Linked DNA regions of Homo sapiens: region 1 is linked to region 2. Evidence: chromatin loops called from intact Hi-C (ENCODE). Cell type or tissue: mammary epithelial cell. All regions are shown on one strand.

The links. Hi-C counts contacts between places; a loop is a spot of excess contacts. Peaks named below come from ENCODE experiments on the same cell type or tissue, not always from the same donor. Only the 100,000 strongest peaks of a DNase experiment are listed, where the experiment ranks them.
Region 1: it touches region 2 in a loop (7-fold over the local background); 3 of 110 quality-filtered maps call a loop at or near these places.

The regions. Positions count from the first base shown.
Region 1 is chr1:206,607,301-206,609,800 of GRCh38, forward strand. EIF2D (eukaryotic translation initiation factor 2D) reads right to left here. Exons shown (of 15, transcript NM_006893.3): 3 at 2,076-2,159; 4 at 936-1,026. Among named protein-coding and RNA genes, the nearest start is that of EIF2D, 3.9 kb to the right of the region's middle. RefSeq lists enhancers at 2,248-2,347, 2,388-2,447. In mammary epithelial cell, a CTCF peak has its summit at 978 (motif pointing right); no DNase peak of the experiment used is centred here; H3K27ac peaks cover 266 bases.
Region 2 is chr1:206,488,718-206,491,217 of GRCh38, forward strand. It overlaps IKBKE (inhibitor of nuclear factor kappa B kinase subunit epsilon), which reads left to right. Exons shown (of 22, transcript NM_014002.4): 17 at 2,102-2,141. IKBKE-AS1 (IKBKE antisense RNA 1) reads right to left here. Exons shown (of 2, transcript NR_172918.1): 2 at 2,399-2,500. Among named protein-coding and RNA genes, the nearest start is that of IKBKE-AS1, 7.8 kb to the right of the region's middle. In mammary epithelial cell, a CTCF peak has its summit at 1,549 (motif pointing right); no DNase peak of the experiment used is centred here.

The sequences.
Region 1 (2,500 bases), 120 kb after region 2:
CTAAGCCATGTATTTTTATACGCACATGTATATATGTGTAGGACAATGACAAGAAGGACACACATCAAAATGATAATGGTTATTTCTAGGAGAAAAAGATTGTGGGGTAAGGGAGGCTTTTAATTTTTCAGAGCTGTTCATACAATTACTTCTTATTTTTAAAAAGAAGCATTGGAGGCTAGACGTAGTGGCTCATGCCTGTGATCCCAACTCTTTGCGAGGCCAAGGCAGGAGTATCGCTTGAAGCCAACAATCTGAGACCAGCCTGAGCAACAGAGTGAGATCCTGTCTGTATGTAAACTGTATCTCAATAAAGCTATCAAAAATAATTAAAAGATGAGGATAATGATATGCATATAGGGAAAAAGCATGAGGGTGATGAAAGACAACAACAACAAAAAAACAAAAAAGGTCACAAACAGGAGACTAAGGAGACATGACAACTAAATGGAATTTGGTATTTTACATTGGATACGTGAAGAGAAAGAAGATATCAGTGAAAAAACTGGGGAAATATGAATAAAGTCTGTAGTTTAGTTAGCAGTACTTTGCCAATGTTAATTTCTTAGTTGTAATAATCTATATTGTGGTTATGTAAGAGGCTACCATTAGAGGAAGCTGGGTAATGAGCATTTCAGAACTCTACTATCTTTGCAACTCTTCTGTAAATCTAAAAAATAAAATAAAATAAAATAAAATAAAAATGCTAAGTTGAAAGAAAACAGAGCAGCAACAGCAAACAGCAAATACACTCTGCCCAGGCACATGGATTCCCCATAGGTTTGCTGCCATTCTCCTGCTGGCCCACTCTGCTTCTTCCAAAACCGATTTTTGCTTTCACTCTTTTGTTCATATGCTTTATAAGTTGTCATTCCCCTCCAACTTCTCTTTTACACAAGTTTTTCCCCCAAAGGCACAGTTGCCTGGCACAGTACCTGTTCCCCACCAAAGAAATGGCACAGAGGTCGCCCTTCTGTACCTGAGGCAGACCAGCAGGGGGCATCACCAGTCCAGGCAGCATCAAATCTGCAATGAACAAAAAAAATCACAACCTGCATTCAGCCTCCATCTCACTCTGCGTTTTACTTCATCATTTCCTCACTCGCTCAACAAAAAAATAGTTACTAGGTATCAACTATGTTTTTCATAATAAAAATGAAAAATGGCAACTTCCAACAAAAAAATAGTTATTAGTTATCAACTATGTTATTCATAATAAAAATGAAAAATGGCAACTTCAGTATCAGACCTTCTCCCCTTAGGGGGCTAAAGGTCAAACAGAGTTTGAGTGTCCTGGCCGGGCGCAGTGCCTTATGCCTGTGGCTTACGCTTTTTATGACCCCTTCACCCATCCAATAGCAGGACATTTATTTTTATTCAAATGGTGGTTTCTAAGCCAGAAGTGGGAACCTTGACTTCCACTCCAGACTCAGCTCCTAACATTCTTCTGGCATAAAAGAGCTACTCTTAGCCAGGTGCGGTGGCTCACGCCTGTAATCCCAGCACTCTGGGAGGCCAAGGCGGGCAGTTGACTTGAGGTCAGAAGTTCGAGACCAGCCTGGCCAACATGATGAAACCCTGTCTCTACTAAAAATACAAAAATTAGCCAGGCGTGGTGATGCACACCTGTAATCCCAGTTACTCGGGAGGCTGAGGCAGGAGAATCACTTGAACCTGGGAGGCAGAGGTTGTAGTGAGCCGAGATCATGCCACTGCACTCCAGCCTGAGCAACAGAGTGAGACTCCATCTCAAAAAAAAAAAAATAAAAAAAGTTTGAGTAGCCTATAACATGATCTGTCTTGTCCTAGTTTCCTAAATTCAGCTTATTGATTTACAGTATAGCACATGGTGGTTCATAAAATACTTTCACAACACTTATTTAAGCCTTACAACAGGGCCAGAGGGGCCCAGAGATCTTGTGTGGAACCAGCCAAGTGAGAAACATAAAACACATAGGGGAAAAAATTCCATTTTTCAACCACAAAAACACAGGAAATGGGTAAGTTTATTACATCAGTTGGCTTTTGCTAAGTAGGTTTCAGCCAATAGCCAGAATATAGGAGAATCCTCTTACCTGCTCCCCCTACCAGTTTCTCGAGCACCAGAGGCCATGTTGTAAAGGTTGGCAGAAGATCAGGATAGGACCACAGCGTGTACACTGTACAAAAAGAGATCCAGAAAACACTACTACCAAAAAGCCAATCTTCTAGAGAAATGGAAAAACCTAACACTATGGTCACTTTAATTAGAATACAGGAAAGAAACTCAACTCAAAGCTAAAGAGAAGGTTGTAAGGGGATGCCCAGAGAGGTTTCATTTTTGAGGAAGGAAAAAACCTAAGAAACTGAGTGTCACTTGAGATTTGGAGGCATCCGGATTGCAGCAGCAGAAAATGGTCACAGTGGACAAAAAAGTGAGGGCAGAGAACCAATGAAGCTTTTATTTACGGCTTCAGAAGCAAGTAGCCTAAGAACAGGAAGCCAGCTGTATAAAATTTGG
Region 2 (2,500 bases):
AAGGTCTTGGGCTTTATTGCCAAATTCTCTTCTCTCCTTGGGATTATCTAAAAACCACTGTCCAATAGAAATATAATGCCAGACACGTATGTAATTCTAAGTCTTCTAGTAGCCAATTTTTAAAAAGTAGAAAGAAACAAGTGAAATTAATTTTAATGTGTTATTCAACCCAATATATCCAGTGTCATTTTAGCGTGTAATCAATATAAACAAAATCACTAAGGAAATACCTTATATTCTTTTTGTGTTATCTTCAAAATCCCACGTGTATATATACACATAAATATATAACTTATTTCCTTAGCAATTCTGTTTATATTGATTACATGCTAATATATATATTTGAGACAGGGCCTTTGTCACCCAGGCAGGAGTACAATGGCATGATCACTGCTCACTGTCGCCTCAACCTCCTGGGCTCAAGCCATCCTCCCATCTCAGGCTCCTGACTAGCTGGGACTACAGGATGCTTTCCCATCACTTCATTGTTTTATATTTCACATATATATATATAATTCATATATATATTATTCACATATATATATTATTCATATATATATTATTCACATATATATAACATTTATAACACATCTCTATTGGGAAACTAAATTTTATATATGTGTGTATATGTGTGTGTGTGTGTGTGTGTGTGTATATATATATATATATATATATATATATATACACACACACACATACATGGAGCTGTGTGCAGTGGCTCATGTCTGTAATCTCAGCACTTTGGAAAACTGAAGCGGGAGGATCACTTGGGCCCAGGAGTTCAAGACCAGCCTGGGCAACATAGCAAGACCCCGTCTCTACAAAAAATAAACAAAACTAGCTGGACGTGGGCATGCGCCTGTAGTCCTAACTACTTGGGAGGCTGAGGTGGGAGGATCACCTGAGCCTGGGAGCTGGGAGTTCGAGACTGCAGTGAGCTAAGATCACACCACTGCAGCACTCCAGCCAGGGCAAGAGCGAGACCCTGTCTCAAACAACAACAATAACAAAACCTCTAGGCATCATTACCCTCCCCATTTTATAGATGAGAAAACCAAGACACAGAAAGGTTAAGTAGCCCAAGTAATCTAGGTCCAGCTGCTTTTAACTATCCCATTTTACAGCCTCAAAGGAGTTTTACTTCTATTGGTCTTTAAGAGTCCTTTAATAAAATTAAAAATGAACCCCTAACTGTTAAAACCCAGCGTGTTGAAAGATACCATTTTTTAAAATGCCCGGTGGTCTTCAGGCTCTCTCGCATGAGCCTCACGGGACTCCCAAGTGGCACCTGTGATGGATAAGGAGACAGGCTCAGCGAAGTGAAATCACTCGCCTAGTGCCGCCTGCCAACAGGAGGAAGGGCTGAGGTTTGTCCCAGGTCTCTCGGACTGCACACATGCTCTTAGCTGGCCGAGTGCAGGGCCCAGGAGGGGGACTCTGCTATGAGAGGAGTGGGATGGGGAGGCCCTCGAAGTGAACCGCCATCATCATTTCATCTTGGGGCTGCCGCCACCCTGGAGGCCCATTCCTGCGAAGACCAGGAGGGGGCAGCATCTCCCTAGTGCATGAGCCTTAGGGCCCTTCAGGAGGCAGCCAAGGCCATGAAAGCTTCAGCCTTTCTGGCAAAAGTGGCTGGGCAGAGCGGGGAGGTAGAAGGTGGTGGCCTGATTTCTCCAGCTCGTTGCAGGTAGCGCCCATGAACATTCAGGGATGGGACCACCCAGCTGCAGGCATCAGTCACTCTGGGAGGGTGCTGGATAAGGGGCTATGGTTGACCGAGCCTCCTTCTAAGCCCACTTCATCCACCAACTCCCACCTGAAGCATCCCCCACGTCCCCACCCCGGCCCTGCACTGCAGGCTGCCTTCCCCTGGGGCCCTCACACAATTTCCCCATGGCTTCTTGAGGCCCTGGCTTTGTCCTAATCAGCTATTCCGGTGCTAGCTTCACTCCTCTGCCCCTCCTGCTCCGCTGGGCGGTGAGTTCCCGTGAAGCAGCACAGGCTGGGCCGTCTTCATCTTTTAACTGTCTCTCGACCTTTGCTGCACACTGTTTCGTTGACTGATTGAATAGGTGACATCTGTTCTGTCTGTTTCCTCCAGGGCTTGGCTACAACGAGGAGCAGATTCACAAGCTGGATAAGTGAGTGGCCTGTCCTCCGGCAGGTGGGTGGGCAGGAGGGTGGGTGTCCTCAGGGCAGAGCGATTCTCAACGCCAGAGGAGAGGCAGTGAAGGGCCCTGTCCCGGACTGCAGCTGAGCAGAGTTGGGGATAACAGGTTATCTGGGGCCAGGGGAGGGAGTATGCATAGCTTAGTTGGAGGGAGACTTCTCAGATGCAATCTTGAAGTAACTGGATTTACTTCTGGTATGGACAAGACTGTTTGCAGGCTTTTTTTTTCTCTAGTTGTCCTCACTGATGCACCACTTACCACTTCCTGCTTCTGCCCTCTGCCTGAACCTTCCCTGCCTCCCCCCGCTCCTCTGTCTCCCATGTTTCCCG